Linked DNA regions of Mus musculus: region 1 is linked to region 2. A link is a loop called in an ENCODE intact Hi-C map of the cell type or tissue named here. Cell type or tissue: left cerebral cortex. All regions are shown on one strand. Links, peaks and the distances in the headings refer to the core of each region. The heading gives the core; the rest is flanking DNA. Region 1 overlaps Setmar (SET domain without mariner transposase fusion). Region 2 overlaps Sumf1 (sulfatase modifying factor 1).

The links. Peaks named below come from ENCODE experiments on the same cell type or tissue, not always from the same donor. Only the 100,000 strongest peaks of a DNase experiment are listed, where the experiment ranks them.
Region 1: it touches region 2 in a loop (5-fold over the local background); 3 of 42 quality-filtered maps call a loop at or near these places.

The regions. Positions count from the first base shown.
Region 1 is chr6:108,068,474-108,078,259 of GRCm38, reverse strand. It overlaps Setmar (SET domain without mariner transposase fusion), which reads right to left. Exons shown (of 2, transcript NM_178391.4): 2 at 1,133-2,554. The coding sequence ends at 1,784. Among named protein-coding and RNA genes, the nearest start is that of Setmar, 8.3 kb to the right of the region's middle. In left cerebral cortex, for the core only: no CTCF peak of the experiment used is centred there; DNase peaks (open chromatin) are centred at 3,484, 4,132 and 5,027; H3K27ac peaks cover 3,552 bases.
Region 2 is chr6:108,127,332-108,137,117 of GRCm38, reverse strand. The region is part of intron 7 of Sumf1 (sulfatase modifying factor 1); the gene reads left to right. Among named protein-coding and RNA genes, the nearest start is that of Sumf1, 53 kb to the left of the region's middle. In left cerebral cortex, for the core only: a CTCF peak has its summit at 4,643; DNase peaks (open chromatin) are centred at 4,431, 4,578, 5,770 and 6,177; H3K27ac peaks cover 2,223 bases.

The DNA.
Region 1 (9,786 bases), core at 660-8,659, 59 kb after region 2:
AGCAGATTGCCCTTTGTGAATACACCCCAGTCAAGATGGAGATGTTCAGTAGCGTGCAGCTGAAAAGCAGCAAAGGACTGCTTAGCCAGATAGTGAGCCAAAATTTCCCCCTCCCCCAAAGATTTCCTTCTTGCTTCTTATGTAGTTTAGGTCCTTTAGTAACAGTATAACAAAAAGAACCATTTTTTGGAGTGAGAGATACAAGCTGACTTATGAAAAATAGGCTCTCCCTTGCCCCAAGAAATTTAAGTACTGGAAAGATTTGATTATTTCTCAGAGAGAAATTAGTTTGGAGGCAAATTTTGACAATGTACCCTTGAACCTTGGGACATTTTATGTACAGTCTATTATCTCATTCCCAGGGAATAATTTCTGAAGCTGTGAGATCATACACTCTGATATACTCACAGCACCTTTACTGAGATAAATCACATAGTTTTTTTTTCCCTAATGGGCAATTAACACTTAGGTTATTACACTGGAATAGGATGTTATAAATAATAGAAATCTCTTTTTAAAGCCCAGAGCCTTCTTGTAGTATGGTTTATATGTACTGCAGAAATTGATTTCTTTTTACTAATAATATACATGACTGAGTATTTGCCTTTTAAGATATTTAATTTCCACAGAATATCCATAGAATGAACCTGATATTTCAAAGAGCTGTCTATTTATTCATATGTGGTACACATGCTGGAATCCGGAGCTTCTGCATGCTAGGCAGGTGCTCCACCACTGGGCTATACTCTCCAGACTGCAGCTGACTATGTTTTTCTATTATCCTTCTTTAACAAGGCCAGCTAGAAGTTAGAAGCCTTTGTCGCTTCACAACTTTAAATGGAATTATGAAACGCCCACTTGCTTCTATAGTGTTGACAGGGTTATTCTTGTGTTCCTAATAAATGAAGGAGTGAGGCTGTTGGAGGTTTTGAAACCTAACTTCACAAGCCCTGCAACAGCGCCAAGAGGATAGCAAAACCTTTACAATAGGCTTCCTCTCTTGACCTGACTAGAAATGGAAATCAATGGTTGTGCTTCATTACTGTCAGTGATTAATAAGATTTAGCAGGTAAACTTAACAGCCATCCTTCTGAATTCATGTTTAGAGCCAAACAAGTAATAAGATCGGGAGTCAAATAGATAGAAGACAGCTTTATTGCCGGCAAGACTAGCCAAAAAGCAAGGCTGAGGTCTTGCTGAATCATACATGAGGTTTGCTCAAATGTGAGGCAGCAGTAGCTTAACATTGTAGGCTCCTCACCTACAAGTGCAGAGGCATCCATCCAGTCAGGACTAGCAGTATTTTTCTCCAGTGCCAGATACCTTGTTGATTTGCTCTGAATGACCCTTTGCCAGGGTCGTCCTGGCTTTAGGATGGCTGTTCCAACTCCAGCCATCAGGTCTGACTTCTGGTTTCCAAGAAGAAATACAAGGACGATGCCCAAGGATTCATCCTGTTTGCTTGTATCCTGTTAGTTACAACATACCCACTTACCCACACTTAGCTACAAAGACAAGTATTCTGGGAGAGAGTGTATTGATGGACATTCTATCTGGGCCAAATTGCTGAGTTGAATGTGGGAACCTGGCAGGGCTGGGCAACCCCTTGTCTTACAGGGATGAACAAGATGCGGACTATGAGGTAGCCTTCCCTTGAGAGTAGTTTGCTTGTAGGAGACGAACCCAGATGGTATTTTATCACTTAATGCTTGGCTCCCTCTGATTTCTGTCTGCAAAGGGGCCGGCAGGTAGGATCTCCTTTCCTAACTGGTGCCTGGATTTTCTAAGGGGCCATATATAGTGAACTGTCATAGGGCAGGAAAGTGGTGCATGACTGGGCCCCACAGTAACAAGGCTTTCGTGGTGGGCTACAGTCTATCTTTTCTTTGTCTTTACTACTTACTTGGTTAAGGAATCTTCCTGAATAGTCGTAAGAGAGTTCTTCTCCTGGCAAAATATCTTTGGCTGCGAAAAGTGCCAGCTTGGGTACCATTGAGTCAATTCGGACAGGAATCATCAACAGATTTGGTTCACAAGAATGGTTGAGGAATCTCCCAATATTTCCTATGTAGGTAGGGTCGACAAATGTTTCCATGATCTGTCCACTGTAAATGTGTTCTCTGACAGCGATGATGTAATTTGAGTCATGTGATGTTTGTAGGTGAATTCTTCTTTGCACTTCAGAGAATCCTAACACCTCCCCAGCATACTCACAGACAAATCTTCCCTTGGGTATAAATTCCAAAGTCCGAAGTCCCCAGCCTTTTTTCTCTGTCTGGAACACCTGGAGAAGGAAGTGTAGGCCATTCTGGACCACCCTATTTCTGCAGCGCATGCCACACTGGCACAGAACATTGCATTCAAAAACTGGCTTGGCGTACTTTCCTTCGGATCCCACATCCCTAAGGCATAAATTGTCATCGTAGTTATTCTCATGGCGAAGACAAGAGCAAGTGCCAGGGACACATGGAGTTTCGATGCAAGCACATCCAGGGAAGGTTATTTGTGTGGGGTCAATGTCTGCTCCAGGTCCAGCAACATGATCAGGAGTATACTGCAAAAATTAGTAACACTGGTTAGAGTGGTATATGAAATATTCATATATTTCATATGGAAGTAATGTATGTACAGCTATTAATGGGGATACTTTCAAATTCCAGCACATATGAAATATGACAAGACAAGCCTGCAAGAACACAACACTGAAACATTACCCTAGAAGATCCTTTCTTACTTACAGAAATTAAGTTTTAAGGATTTGTTTTGATTTTTACTCATGTGAATGTGTGTGTCTGTGTATGTTACATGTGTGTAGATACCCATAGAGGTCGGAAGAGGACATTTGATCCTCTGGAGCTGAAGTCACAGGTTATGAGCTGCCCGACAAGAGTGCTGCAAACTGAACTCGAGTCCTCTGCAGATACAGCAAGGTCTCTGAAGCCCAGAGACCTCTCTCCAGTCCCACAAATTCCCTTCCAAAATTCAAAGTTTTGTGGTCTTACAGGAATAAAAATAATAGGATTTTTTTTTTCTATAATAAGGAATTGAAATCTTTAAAGCTTGCTTTGTTTCCCTCATAGTTCTTAGTATCAGGAACTGAAATTTCATTTTTTTCTTCTTTGAGAATTGCGTGTGTGTTTATGATGGAACAGGATCATAGAGCCCCTACCCCACACAACGCACCCACCTCTCATCTTCACGCCCTTTTTTTCTTTTTAAAAAGCTAAGTCAGTTTAGTGCTACCCACTGTGCACTATGTGGGGCTGTCCCTTGGACCATGGACAACCTGTCCGTGGCCACACCCCAAGGAATGTTTTTCTTTCTTTCAGCAGCTGTCATCTGCCAAGACTGCCAAAGTTAGGGGAGGCGTCTCACGAGTCACCTCCCCATCCATGCTGGTTAGTTGGCTTGATCTTGTGTAAGTCTTCACAGGTAACCACAGCTGCTGTGAGTTCCTGAGTGCAACAGCCATGTGACGTCCACAGGACGGCATTGCACCGAGCTCCTCCGCACCCTCCAGCTCTGCTGCCTTCCCCGCCTCCTCTCTGTGCTGTTCCCTGAGCCTTGGCATGGGTGGGAGGATTGATGAAATGTTCCGTGTAGGCCTGAGCACTCACAGTCGTTTATTCTCAAGCACTTTGACCAAAACTTACCGAATGCGATGTCTGTATGAAATTCAATATTTTATTCTTAGCTTATTACTCTTTTTAGCTTTATCTGATAATGTATGTACATACATAGGTTCATTATGAGTAATTCTGGGTTAGGAAGTCATAAATGTTAAATCAATCACAGAAATAATTATAAGATGCAATGTATTAAATAGGTATCAATATATAAATTACAGATGTATCAGATACATGTAAAGAAATTCTCTTCTTATTAAATGACAAAGGGAAAATTTGGAAACATTTCTTGGTGTTTTGTATGTACCTGAATTTTCAAAACATTACATTTATAAAATATGAAGATTAAAGTCTCAAATCTGAAATCTGTTGGAAAGCCTGCTGCTGTAACGATTTCCTTACAGCTGTTAAGAAGCATAATTTTAAACCCTGAAGCTTAAAGTGTCTCTTAGGGCTGGGGAGATGGCTCAGTTGGTAGACTCTTGCCACACAAGCACGGGGACCTGGCTCTGATTCCCTGGCAGACATGTAAAAAAAGAGTCTGGTATGGCTACATGCATCTGTCATCCTAGCACTAGAGATACAGAGGAAGCAGGAGCCCCAGGACTCACCAGCTAGCCAGCATAGCCTATCAGTGAGTTTCAGTAAGAGACCCTAGCTCAGAAAGAGAAGGTGGAGAGCAAATGAGGAAGGTGGTGGTGGGGTAAGACAGTGTTCAGCTGCCGTGAAACTTCTGTTAATCCATCTCAGCCACTAACATTTTTGGATTACAGAAGTGAGCCATCGTGCCCAACAACCTTTCACGTTTTTAAGCTGATAACCTCGGGCATTTTGTTACAGTAGCAGAAGGCTGACTAACCCAGGTGCAATCAACCTGTCCAGTGAGCTTAGACATAGAAAGTGGGCAGCAGAAAGAGCCCGGATGCTTGCCTTTACCTGGAAGCAGTTAGTTCAAAGAGGGCATATGATTAGATGCAAGTCTTTAGCTTCAAGGAACAAACTTACCACCAAAAGCAACACTGACTTTTCTAGTACAAACACAAGAAAGAAATTTCACCAGTGTCCTTCCAAACCATTCTTCTGTAGGAGGCAGTTCCTGGGGACTGTTATTCTGACCCTTAGTAAAGTGGCCTGCCACTGTGTTGGAGAAGAGTGGTTCTGCAAGGCAGGAACTGCTTGGCTCTTCATTTGGAGGTTAAGGATGTTATAGGATCCTGAGGAATCTTGGATTTGCCCATCTCGGGGCCTTGTTAACAGGATGTCTCCTGGCCCATCTTTAGAGAAACACTGAACAGCATGTAGTGACGCTTCCTGTGGAGGCTCAGTGGAGCTGTGCGGTTCCGTGCAGAAGCCTATACTTTAAAAAGCACAGAGCTGGGGGAGGATTGGCATTCCTGGTGAAAGATTAAGAAGGTGACGAGTGGGAGTCTGGGGTGGGGGGCAGGCCAGCCTTCTGCTTAGACAGTGATTTGGGGGTGGGGAGTTAAAGAGCTTCCTCTTGCATTGTGTCTTACCACTTTAGCTGTGCAGGGATGTCCTACAGGGATGAAAGAGATGCTCCTGTCCATCAAATGTACCCGGGTGCTGTCTTACTCAGAAGCCACTTTTGGCTTTTTGACGATTCAGCGTTGAAATGTAAATGGTTATTGGGGCGTTTTAAGAAGTAGCTGTAAAATGAAGATTTTATGATCTCCTTGTGAAACCTTTCATGAAGAGTATTTTTAAACTGATTTGTTCCTCAAGGAGCACAGTCTTTTAAAGCACAGTATTAAGTCACTGAACTATAAAATGATTTTCTTTTCCCCGACACAGATGATTCCTTTTAAAATCAAGTCTTATTGACTGGCGTTTCTAACCAGAAGAGGATCTTTCTTTTTTGTTCCTAAGAATTAGCTGTTTATTTCTACTTAGAAAGTTAAAGAAAGTATTTTCAAGACTATTTTGTTATATTTTACTCATTTTTCCTGTCCTAAAGATTGCACCGAGGGCCTCACACATACTAGGTAAGCGCTCTACTGCTGAGCTACATCCCCAGTTCACACTTTACCATGAAACATTCTTATATATGCTCTTATATGTTTTCCTTCCATGTGCAAGGAATGTGGTTGGTGTGTGTGAGAGAGAGAGAGAGAGAGGAGAGAGAGGGGGGGAGGGGAGGGGAGGGGAGGGGAGGGGAGGGGAAGGGAGCGAGGAGAGAGAGAGATAAAATTCTCTGACAATTTGAAATCCTTTATACTTGGGTTACAAATGGCAACAAATTCCAAATGAGCTTCAGGTATCTTTCAAAAGACAATACAGACTGCTAGATCATTTTTCAGTTTGGCAGCAAGTGTCTCTACTTACTGAGCAATTTTACCAGTCCAGAATAAAGAAATATATATGTTTAAGTAGATATAATCATTGACATTAATACCAGTGATGATTATACATTATTAACCTTTAATCTTCATATTTTTTTCATTTTCTTCTCCAGGAAAGGCTATTAAAAATACTAAAAACAAAACAAAACAAAACAAAAAAACAAAAAAACAAAAAAACAAAAAAACAAAAAACAAAAACCCAAAAAACATTTTACTTATTTAAAAAATAATTATAAATGAAGAATGATCTTTTGAGGGAGGGAGGTAATTCCATGATAGAGTTTGCCTGGCCTGCAAAAGGTTCTAGGTTGAAGCTTTCCTATCATCAAAACTAAAACCCAAACCCCCAAACCTTTTAAAAACCATGCCTAATTAAAGATATTATTATGTGATTATCCATCTTTTCAGAGATTTAACTTTATAATGGAAAAGTACTTCATCTTTTCAGAGATAATTTGAGGTCATTGATCAGGCATTTTATTCATGTTAAATTGTGATGCTGGGCAGTCAGTTACAAACTGGGAGGAACCACTTGGTCTTAACTGAAATGGATCTAGTTTGAAACACTGTCCAAAGTCTATCTGGACCCCACTTCCTGATACAATTTATCCACAAGAATTCTTACACCTGAAGGATGCTTGTGCCTACAGGACATCAAGGACCGAGCAGGGCTTTGGTCATAGCATCCCTTCTTTCACCCCAGCTCCTCCTAGAAGTCTCTCCTCTCTTGACTCAGAGGTTGGATAAAGGTTCCAGATAGTTCCAGAAGCTGACCAGACTAAATAGAATATCATTAACTCTTTTCAAGGGTTTGTTTTTGGATTGGGGAATGAAGCTCAGTTGGTAGAGTGTTAGTTTAGCATAAAGCAGGCCATGGGTTCTATCCCCAGTACTACATAAACCCCAGGGGAGGCACACAGGGTTGTTGTCCCCAGAATTCCACATATCGAAGCAAGGGGAATAGAAGTTCAAGGTTATCCTTGGCTTCAGACAGTTTCTGATTAACCTAGGCTATAAGCGACCCCACCTCAAAACCAACAACCCGGAGGAGAACAACAACTAAAGAGAACCAGGAAGTATTTGGTTTGAGAACAGACACAGCACTTAAGCCAGGACAAAGGAATCCAAATCGGGGATTACTGATACAAAGAAGGTAGAAGGATCCCTCCATGGAACGCTCAGTATCACATTTACGGTTTAGACAAGACCTCCTACCTAGCCAAGCACTGGAAAGAGAAGTACAAGTTTTGACAGTGTAAGCGATACAGCTCTCAGGGCAAAAGGTTTCTACTATACAAGTGTATTGGTATCTTGGCAGTAGAGAGCCCGAAGTCACACCACACAACAAACTTCACACAAGAGATTTACTGGGAGAGATGTAAGAGAGTGGCTACCTCTGCTTGGCGAGAAGCAGCTGGGGAATGAGCAAAAGGCAGACTATTTAAAGTGCTTCTCACAGGGTAGAGTTCTCCAGGGTGGGGACTGGTGGGATTTCAAGGCAAGCACAGGGATTTTGAACTCGGGGGATTGGTGGGTGTTCAGGCTTGGGAATTGGTGGGTTTTCAAGCTCTGGGACTGGTGGGATTTTGAGTTCAGAGACTGGTGAGTTTTTGAGCTCAGAGATTGGTGGGCTTTGAAACCCTGAAGTGGGCTCGGACCTTTTATTCTACAAACAGGGAGTGTAGTGATGAGACTATTAGATAGCATTAGAGTCTTGACCACTTCTGGACTTTTCTATTGTGTGAGGCAATCTCCCCGCTTCGTTTGCTAGAGTCAGTTTGAAGGATGTTTTATGCTGTCAAGTAAAGGTAGGACAGAAGCTGGAAATGGTGATAGGAATCCGCTAGAAAATGTAGTCAGAGATATAAACCAACAAGGAACTACCAGCTTTCCAACAGAGATTAAGATACTGGAACAAACTATGCAGCAATTCAGGCTGAAAAACTTCCAACTGTGGCCAGGAACACAGGGCCAAGCTATGGGGGCTTCTCAGTGCAGGACGTGGATTGTTCTGGTAACACATCAAAAAGCCAGGCTCACGTTACCACCGTGACTCTTGCAAAGGATTTGGTAAGTTTTGAATGGACAATTACCGTAGGGAAAATGCTCATATTGGGGGTGTTTTTCACAAACTCCTAGAGAGATAATGCTATTCAGGGTGTGGTACTTGCTTTAAAAATATTACCTTCCATTTACTACCTATCCAATCAATCTATTTCACTGACAAAGGAAAATAGAAGAGAGAATCTAAATAATTACAATTGGGGCTGGCAGCATATAAATTTAAGAGAAATTAAACAGGCATTGTGGCAGGGAGTGAAAAGATAGATCCTGGAGCTAAACTTTCTCGCTGCAAACATACAAACAAAAACCCTGTCTGTGAATTCCTTCCCTACCCTTGGCCACTTAGTCACTTTGAATGGAGAGAATGAGAGCTGACCTTGCCCAGCCTTCCTTCATTTACCAACAAACACTGCCTCACTAATAGTCATGTGCATATAGTGGGATTCGGGATCAGCAGAAAAACATGAAGGACAAGAAAGGGACTTTACCAGTCTGGCACTGTCGTGTGCAAGAGTTAGAAACAAATGCAGCACCATCAGTGGGAAATATGCCCGATAAGCCACAGCCTAGGTAGAGGTTTCAATCTTTTTTTTTCCCATAAAAAACTTAAGAAAGAAAGAATTTATAAGCAGTGATTGTCAAGGAAGCCGAAGTAGAGACAGCATATAGCATGTTGAAAGATAAACACTCTAACTTGACTCCTCTTGGCCATGATGATTTCATCCGTCTTTGAACTCGGCAAGCATGAACCGGCCTTAATGTTGAATCGTGGTAAACGGGTGGGCGTCATCTTTCAGAGGGGTATGTCATGAAGTGTCCTTCTAATCTGCAGTTATAGACACACAGCAGACATCCAGTTTGTCCTGATTGCTTCACTGCAGCTCCTGATAACCTTTAACTGCAAGTTGGAACTGTTCTGATTAACAATATGTATCAAAGCCCCAGAAACTCAAGTACAAGTACGAAGTACTAGGACTTTACACATGAGCATGACTCTTAAGGAAGTTTCTTGAATCCTAGGGATACTTAAGGAAGTACGTCCTTCCTTTTTTGGGTGTGTTCAAAACCCAGCTACAGGAATCCTTGGACTTGCCCTCTCATGTCCTAAGTTTTGCTTCTAGCAGCTATTAGGAGACTGGGAGCCACCTAATTCTGACCAAGGCCCAATGAGATCTTAAAAATAACCTTTGCAGTTGATCTGAGGGACCTGACAAATGATTAGACCTGACTTGGCTCAAGAAAACCAATTAGTTTATTTTCTCCTTGGCTTTCAACTCCAAGGATGTGAGGATATGCTGGCTTCTAATCTGAACATTTCAGTATGCCCTTTTCCCTTTATATGGCACCCCAGAGCAAAGCAGACATAAAATTATTTTTTGCCTTGAGTTTTTCATGCCTTAATGGTTGTGTGAGCCCGTGAGCCAGGGTTTGCAGCAAGTATGCTAGTTTGACTTTTTGTAAGATTCCTTTTATGTATGTGGAATTCAGTGGGGAAAAAAATGAGCTGAAGATGAGCTGGGAATGTAGGTCAGTGATGGAGCATCTGTGTAGCACATGTTTAAGTCTAGATTGCATTCCTAACATCCATAACACACACACACATCCTATATCACTGGTACCACTAGACAGTCTGGGCAACTTTGAGGCTTGTCTTTAAGCATGTGGATTATCTTTTCTGAGAAGCAGTTTTTTTTTTCTTTTTCCTATCAGAGAGAGCTAGCCTCCCAAAATGCCAA
Region 2 (9,786 bases), core at 997-8,996:
TGTAACGTGGAAGAACTGTTTGTTCTTCACTGTGGGAGCTGTGACGGCATCTCAAGAAGAAGCACATCAAATGATGGCAGCACATCACCCTGCTACATCAGTGGGATCCAAAGAGCAGAATGGCAGGGCCGGGCTTTTTAAGGAATTTAGAAGCAAAGTTCCCCTACCACAACCACACTCATGGTTTACAGTTCCTCTGGTCCTTGGAGCCATTGTTTTCAGTTTACCCTCATCCTGAAACACAGTACCTTAGCTCTCCCCCATGGGTGGACATACTTGTTTCCTCTCTCTCCTCTTCTGGCTTTGTATCACTACCCCATTATGGGAGAACTAGAAATGAACATAGATTTCTTTTGGTTAACTAGTTAGGGGCTTTAGAAAGTGACTCACAATTTATGTTTCTTCCTTCCATCTACTTAAAGGGCTTTTATGAGCTCTGTCTTTTATAGTGTATGACACCTGATTGGGCCAGCAATGTTGACTGAGAAGAGCAGGGTTTGCCAGTGGGTGCTTTGTTGTTCTCAGTAATGCGCTTTCTGTTGTACTCAGTAATGACTGTAGTTAAGCAATGGAATAGAGGTCAGAAGCTGTGTCTCCATTTGTAGTTTAAAATGCTACAAGGCCAGAGGTGAGTCATCTCACCCTTGTTGGGCTTACTAGTCCTTCATCTGTTGTCCTGGTTGGTTTTGTCAGCTTGACAAAAAGCTAGAATTTCCTGGAAAGAGAAACTCCAATTGAGAAATGTCTCCATCAGATTGGCTTTAGGCCAGCTGATAGGATGGAAATCTTTCTAATTGATGATTAATGTGGAAGGGCCCAGCTCCCTGGGGCTGGCAGCACCCTGGGCAGGGAGACCTGGGCTGTAAAAGAAAGCAGACTGAGTGGGCCATGGGGACAAGGCAGTGAGCAGCATTCCTCTGCTGCAGGTCTTCCCTTGAGTTTGTACCCTGACTTCCCTTGGTGATGTATATGACTTGAGAGTTATGAGTGAAACCAGCCCTTTCTTCCTCAGGTTGCTTTTGGTCACAGTGTTTTATCACAGCAGTGGAAAGCCTGACTAAGATGTCTGTAAATTGCATTAAGGATGTAGCAAGTTGTTCTCAGGGAACAGGCAAAGTGGGCAACTATTGCTTGCTTTTGACTGGGAGAGTAGAGGACCACTGAAGATGGTACAGCTGATCGTCTAGCAGTTGGCAGGATAGCTTGTAAATGATTTAAATGGAGGGCTGCATACAGGTATCACCGGGTGATGTAATAGTTTTGGGACAAGAGGATGAAATCCTTTGATTCTGCTTCCTGTTCTGTGAGAGAAAATGAACAAAAATTTCAACATCGTGTCCTTGTATTAAAAAGAAAGACTAGTGCTGCTGAGCCCCATGCCTGTAGCATAGTCAGCACTCAGCAAATGCACTCACAAATGAGAGCTAATTACCATTTCTGAGTACCCCTGAGTGGGAGTGTTTTCTTTTTGCCAGTTCTTCTCCTCAGAAACACCTTTTGTTTAATAGGCCAGATCATGGTATTTACCTGTGTTTGCTGAGCAGCGCCACTAGGCACTTGGCGTGAGCTAGGTAAACAAACATCAGCATCACAGGCCTTGGCCGGCAGATGCTGAGCCCTGACTGTGGACCTTATCATTCACACAGCATTGGGTGGATTTCTCCCTACTAATGCCTTAACCTAGACCTCGCCTAGAATCTAGACCCTAAACCCAGATACGCAGTTTTCATTTGAAAGTGTTTTACGCCTTCTTTGTCCCTTTCTGAACCTAAATAGGCTCGTGGGGACCAACAAAGATAACCAGAGCCTCTGACCCCCTTAGTTGTGCCTATAACTCTGACAGGACGGGGCATTGAATTCTGGGTAGAATTTGGGCTTAGATCTTGGGTCATTTGCTTGAGGCTGCTTTGTCTTATCTTGGTTTGGATGGTGAGTGGGCTGACAGCTTAGCACTGTACTGAGGGCCAGACTGTTTCCACCAGACTTGCCATCTCTGTGGGCCTCTTGACCATCTCTTTGTTCCTGAGACTTCAGTGGGTAGATGGTTTTTCTCAATATTTCAGTCAACCCAACATGCCACTCCGTGGCATACACTATACTCTGAAATCTAATACATGGATTTTTAAAAAATAGAATGCCTTTTAAAAATTCTTAGTCAGTTTCATACATGTGAATAATGCATCTTGACCATGTTCATTTCAAACTCCCCTCTTCCATCCCCCCTGGCCACTCCTAATCCTCATCCCATCATGTGAGCACTCCCACCAGTAACCCAGTGGGTTCAGTCGGTGTTTCCTGTTAGAATGTTGAGAGGTCTTGTTGACTTGGTCCTATGTAGGCAACTTGTGTCTACAGTGAGTCCATGAGTATGTCGCATCCAGAAGGCAGCATCTCACAGCTCTCTTCTCATCCTCTGGCTCTTACTATCTTCTGTCCTCTGTTTGCTCATGTTTCTTGAGCCATTGGTGTGGGAGACAGAGGCTGTTGGTATAGATGTCTCATTTGTGACTGAGCCTTAAATAGTAGCATAGCCTCAACACTTTGTCAGATCTGACTTTTTGTTGTACATTTGCAGGTGGAGCTCTGCTTTATTATTCTCAAGTCAACACAGATTAGCATATGTTAGATTCTGACATATATATATATATATATATATATATATATATTTATAATTTCTTATATATGATCAACTCATACTTGTGGACATTTTTTTTCCTTGAGTACTGATCAAGCCGAAGTGGAATCATTGCAGAAAGCTGCCATCTCTTTCAGCTAGAAGCAGGCCTCCATGTGAGCTTATAGATTTGTGTTCATCCTTTTGGGGTTTTGTTTGTTAAGTTTGAGATAGGATTGTTTGCAGTCCAGGCTGACCTCTGTATAACATAATGACATAATTGCTCCTTGGAATGGTTAAAGGGGAGGTTTTTGTTGTAGATATGAGAGAGAGAGAGAGAGAGAGAGAGAGAGAGAGAGAGAGAGAGAGAGAGAGAGAGAGAAACATGAATGAGAGAACAGCTAGAGGCTTCTGGGAAAGTCCAGAGCAGAAAGAGATAGAAATAAACATGGCCATGAGACCTGGCCTGGGCTCTGAGAGAAGGGAGACCAGCAGGGAGTAGAAAAAACAGAATGAGAGGAGCAGGAAGGAGGGAGAGAGAGGGAGGAAGAGGGAAGAAGGAAGAGGAGAAAGGGAGGGAGGGAGAGAGAGATAGAAAGAAAGATAGATTGATAGACAGACAGACTGAATTGCAGGGTTATAAGGAGAATGAGGAGCTCTGGGGAGGGAGTGTGAGGTAGGGGAGGAGGTTAGAAGGGCTAGATGCCAGCCTGGACATTGAAATGTGCTGCAGGTACTTGTCCTGAGGGAGCCTGTAAGCCAGCGTCTGGTCTGCTTTAATATGTTATTAGGCACCATAAATAGCCATTTGTCCCATCAGCCAGTGATAAGGCAAAGGAGTCCATTTGATAGGGAACTGATTTCACAAGTTCCTGAGGAATGCTGGCTTTTATGTAACTACCAGAAATTCTCCCAACATCCATGTTGAGCCCATTTCTGGATATTTGGACTGCCTTTTGGGGTCTGGAATTGGAACTTCATTTGGACCTAATAGCTTCTATTCCTCTATGTGGCTGAAGATGGTGAACTCGGTTTTGATTTGCTGTATATGTGTTGCTGAAGATATAACCGAAGACTTCATGCATGCTTGGGCAAGCAGTCTACCACTATACATGTACCAAGCCCTGTATTTTGGCTTAAACAAAATCATATAAAGTTGTGTAGTACTTTTATTGAGAATGAAAGTCAAAGTCAAAGTGGGTGTGCATTGTTTTGATGCAAGTTTCGTTTCCATGAATTAGAGTGCTTTCTTAAGCACAGCTGTGTAAGTGCTGTAGCACTATCCATCTATGTCCATCCATCCATCCATCCATCCATCCATCCACCCACCCACCCACCCACTCATCCATCTGTCTGTCATCTGTCTATGTGTCTGTCTGCCTATCTCTATCTCTCCTTCATTCCCTCCCCCACCTCTCTTTTTCTACACAGACACACACACACACACACACACACACGAATGTACGCACATCATATCCTTAAAATCTTTCTAACTGTGTGAAAGAAGGTCTGTGTTCTCAGAACCATTTTTCATGGTAATTCATGGAGTGGAGAGATGTGCTGACTTCACCTGGCCTTTGAGCCTCATTTGTAGTCAGGACTCAATTCCAGCTTTTTCAATCCCCAGACTTGTTCAGGTTTACTGGACTTTATTTCAAATGCACAATACAAAGGGCTACTTACTTCTTTGTAGTAATGTTGAGTCACAAGCTACATATGTTAGTCCAGGAAGTGTTAAGAATATGCAAGATGATTTAGGAGGCATGAATTGCTGTGTCATGAGCACCTCTTTCCAAAAGCAAAGGGGAGGGATAAGTTATGTCTGCAGTGTCTATGATTCTGCATAGAATCCTGGCCTTCCTGCCATCTCCAGCTCTTACTTCTGCTAGGTTACTATTAAAATTACCGATGTGGCAAATTCTTGGATTTTGTTGTTGTTGTTAACTCTGGCACCTAACTTGTTAATGAAGGATAAAGTAGCAGTGTGTCACTTCATTTCTGTATCTTCCTTGTAGTGCCTTCCCTCTGCCACACAGTGACTCATTTGTTCTTTCCCTCAAGGCTCTGAAATAAAGCCTGATGAGAAAATAGAACAGTCAAATTATCTTTTCTTCTTAATCAGGTTATACTGTGATTTTTTTTTGACGTGGTTCTGTGGACCCATTTTTAATACATGTGTACGTACATCACACGTCACTCTGGCGTGAGTTCATGGAGATAGCCCTTGATATCAAAAAAGTTCTGCATCTAAGGGTTCCATTAACTAACCTGAAAAATTGTACCCAAAACTGCCCAGACCTTTTGGTCTTATTATTTCTCAAACAATGTAGCATGATAGAGATTTGGGTAATGTCTGTGATGTCAGAAATTATATGAAATCTTGAGATGATGCCAACTACATAGCAAGATGTATATGTTATATGCCAACACTGCTCTGTTTTGCATAAAGGATGTGGATTTGAGTTCCTCAGGAGGTCCTGGGTCCAATCCTCCCCAGATACTGAGCAATGTTGGTATTTCATTTATTTAGCAACATTTATCAGAAATCTCCTCATGTTCCATTTGTGTGTAAAGTTTTGGGCGTTTGTAGACATAGCATCTTTAATTCATGCAGTGGAGATGTTTGAAAAGCAAGTGAACACACCTAAGCACTTAGGAATGCATGTTTATTTAGTCATGTGCAGGGACGCAGTATAGCGTGATGTTTGGAATAATTTAGTTTTAAAGATGGATCCCAGTGTAGCCACCCACTAGTTGAATAGACTGAGGCAGGTTTTAATGCATTTACTCAGTTTCTTTGTCTGTTAGTGAAGAAATAGTAGTCTGGGCCGAGGAGATGGCTCAGAGGGTCAGCTTGCTGTCATCAAGCCTGATAGGCTGAGTTTGATCTTTATATTGTGGATGGAAAGAAAACAGACTCTTGAAGTTTTTCCTCTGACGTCCATGTGTGCTGTCCAAATGGATAACTTAAAAATCTTATGTCTACAAAAGCACTAAGTCAGTTTGGTCTTAAACACAAGTAGCCAGAGACATCTGCAGGATGAGCTAGACAGAAGTCAGGGAAGAACTGCAAGGACCCAGACCTGGGACCACAATGCTCCGATCCTCACTCTTGGTCTTGAGGCCGCTCACTTGTTAAGCTCAAGTGCTTCCGAGAGGCCTCGGAGGTCTCTTAGACTGTGCCTTTACCACCCCAGGCTGTGTCACCGCCTTGCTCAACTATACGTGCACACACAAACACTAAGTAAGTAAGAGGAATTAGAAAAAGCAAAGAAATAGTCTTTTTTTCCAGTCTCTTGAGAGGTTTTCCTGGTACTATGAGGAAAATGTTTAGTGTAAAGCTGGTGTGTAGTAAGCATGTCATAAATGCTAATTATAACTAGTGTTTTAATGTAATCAAAGTTTAAAAGAAATATTTGTAAGCTACAAGCGTACACCTTACTCTGAAATCTAATACATGGAAGAGATTTTTTCTGGACCCTTTTAGAGATGTGGAGAAGAGCTATGCCATCTGTTAGCATGTAGTTATAAATAACACTTCTTCCCGTGGGCAGCCTCTACTTCATACCCAGTACAGGAAGTAAACACTGCATCTCATCCAGTGAGACAGTTCACAGCACTGGGCGCTTAGCACTTACGCATTTTCAGACTGTCCAAATAAAATCACAGAAATCTTTAAGTAGTTCTTTGAAAATAATGTCGAAGTTAAAATGCCATTTGGTATAAGCTAATTGTTATATTCTCCCTTAAGTTGTTGATGAAGTATCAGGCAGAGCACTGGGGTTGCATGAGAATGTGTTGAGTCCCTAGGAAAATGGAATGGTTCATCATTTCCACTTTAAGGGATGCTTAGAACCCTATCTGACCTGGCTTGCAGGACCAGGGCTTTCACAGTCTTATTCTGAGAAGTAGAAGTGATGGACTTTGGAGCAGGTTGTTAAGTCAGTGTAGCTGGTACCCTGTGATTTCCATGGTTCATTTGGGTTCAACTGGAAGTCACCTTTCTTTAAGATGTATGCATCATGGGCTGGAGAGATGGCTCAGTGGTTAGGAGCACTGACTGCTCTTCCCAAGGTCTTGAATTCAATTCCCAGCAACCACATGGTGGCTCACAACCATCTGTAATTGGATCTGATGCCCTCTTCTGGTATGTCTGAAGACAGGTACAGTGTACTCATATAAATCAGATAAATCTTTTAGAAAAGGATGTATGTATTGTTTACAATGACAGAAACTCATTTCTATACATGTTAGTGCAAATCTATTAGGATTGGGTACACCTGGATGTACAGGATCAGCCCAGCTTTCTGAGCATGAAGGAGCACCTATACCTTAGGAGACACTGTCACAGAACAGTGTACTGCTTTCGTTAGACAATGGAAAAGCAGTTGCCTTGGTACAGATATCCATGTGACTTGTTTTCTTTCAGCAATGGCTGGAAAATGCCTCTGTATTTAGGCTGACTGGTTTTTAGCACTTAGACTCTTCATATCCTTAATTTTTAAAATTACCGCTCATTTACCAGAGTTGCGTTGAAACCATTGAATGAGGCATTTAAAAGAAGATTGTAGTTGCTTTTCTGGCATCTTTGGAAGAATGGATACACGGTTTCTCTGGAGACAGTGAGAGTGTGGTATGGTAAAGGCACCGTCTAAGAGCATAGCTCCCATGGAATGGAAGTGGAGGCAGGGCCTCCGAGGCCTCTCTGAAGCACTTGAACTTAACAGATGAAGGACCTCAAGATCAAGAGTGAGGGTCAGAGCTCTGTGGTCCCAGGTTCAGGTCCTTGCAGTACTGCCCTGACTTCTGTCTAGCTCATCCTGCAGATGTCTCTGGCTACTTTGCAGTGTGTTTAAGACCAAATTGACTTTGTGCAGAAGTAAGATTTTAAAGTGATCCTTTCCATCTTTTGTTTGTTGGTTTGTTTCTGAGCTTTACTCCCCTTGTTTGCCAAATCCCAAATCACTGGCGGACAGTTACTCCACAGATATTTAAGTGTAGAGTGGTTGCCATGGAGTCAGTACATGTCTATTGACATCCCCAGTCTCAGATGTGAACGCTCATGGTGAAGTGCTGAACAGAGCAAAGCCCTTGCTGACAGGGGGCCTGCGTTATGCTACCAGAAATACAGGTAGAATGAGGTGGCAAATGCTAGTATGTCTTTTTTTTTTTTCTGTTTCTTGTAGCTGCCTCTTCTTCCTTTTCCTCTTTTTTCTCTCCTCTCCCTTTCACTTCTCCCTTTCCTTTTCCTTGCTTTTTTCTTTCTTTTTTTTTTTTTTTTTTTTTTTTTTTTTTTTTGTTTGCTGATGGGGAGGGAGTCGTATTATATATCCCCATGTGGCCATAAACTTGCTGTGTTACAGGCTGGTCCGGCACTTGAAAGCTTCCTGCCCTGTCTCTGCTGTTATTACAGACGTGGGTCATCACACCTGGATCTGATGCCGCTTCTGACATCAATGTGTATACATGTAGACATGTTTTCTCCTGGCAGGAAGCACGTGCTATTTTACTACAGCAGTTCTCCAACACCAGTGATCTTAGCTCAGGAGTTCTGATGTCCTGGTGTTAGCCGAGAGCCCAAAAATTAAGATCTTAGTCTTATAAGACGAAGTCCCCATTCCAGACACTAGCCTGAAATAGGGCAGTCAGATGACTTCCCCGGCCCCTGTGTATTCATTCATTCCCATAACCACTTTCTCTAGTTTTTCATATATAAAATGTTTGAGGCTAGCCTGGAATATAGTGAGCCTTTCTCACTCACCCCCCCCCCCCAAAAAAAAACCCAGTGGGGATGTGGGACAGGTGAAGCTAATCAGTGTCCTTTAAAATCAGTGACCCAGTCACTCATGGTTCTTCATGAGTTGTAGGCCTTTTCCTGAAAAGACTCTGGAAAGGAAGGCGTATGTGCCTCAGCTGGAACAGCTGAGTCATTTGTGGCAAAAATACGATGCTATATGAGGTAGCCCACACAGACCACCTGACGGCCTGGGCTTGAACCCTGACCCCGACCTGCCTCTGACCTTGGTAGGCTTCTCACCTTGTCTCGTCCTTAATTCTTTATTTGAAAAAAAATGGGGCAAATGACTGAGGGTCTGCACATGCCTGTGCTGGCATGATTGTTAATAGTTAATAAAGCCTTTGTTTTTTAAACATTTATTTAAACGATACATTATAAGGTTACCTTATAATAATGATAATAATTGAACTTATTACAGTGACTGGCCGTTTTACAGATGTAAGACATAAGGCAGTACTTACATATAGTGTGTATGTGATAAGTATCAGCCTCTAGGTTTACTTGCATGCTCCTTATTCTGTGAGTAGAATTAGTGTGTTTAATACCATATTTTATGCATGATCCCAGAAGCAAAAATTGTAGGTTTTTAGACAATGGAGTGCCATCCATCCTGGTGTGAGCAACTTGGATGAAGTTTCAAGGATTCTCTTCCCTTTTGACCTAGCATGAGTAGAACAAACAGAACGAAGGAAATGGCTCTTCTCCTTCACCTCAAAAGCAGGGGGCACTGCTTGAATTCGCCACTGCAGGAGTCTGTGCTTCTCTAATGAGAACCTGGGAAGCTGTTCATTTGGTTTGTGTTTCTCACATAGGCTGTGCTCCTAATTTGAACTTCCCTCTACCTTTGACCTTCCTCTGCCATCACCTTCCCCTTCCTCTTTTAATGCAATAATTAAACTTCTTTCTCTCTTGTTCTCTCTCCTCCTTTCCTCCTTCCCCCTTCCCCCTTTCCCCCTTTCCTTCTTTCTTTCCTTCTTTTCTTTTCTTTTCTTTTCTTTTCTTTTCTTTTCTTTTCTTTCCTTTCCTTTCCTTTCCTTTCCTTTCCTTTCCTTTCCTTTCTTTCTTTCTTTCTTTCTTTCTTTCTTTCTTTCTTTCTTTCTTGCCTCTGCCTCCCAAGTGCTGAGATTAAAGGCATTTACCACCATGCCCAGCTAGGGTACACTTTTCATTGATTCTTTCCTAGGGAATAAATAACATTTCACCTAATTCAAAAAGCTTTATTCTCAGTAGTGCTTTTATGTACTTACTCTTAAAATTCCCTTTCACGTGAATACTGAGCATAAAAGAATTATTGGGACATCTTATTTTGTACCTTGGGAAGAGATTCTGTGACATCTCGAAGATGGTTGATTGCTTAGAGGCAAGGTCAGTTTGA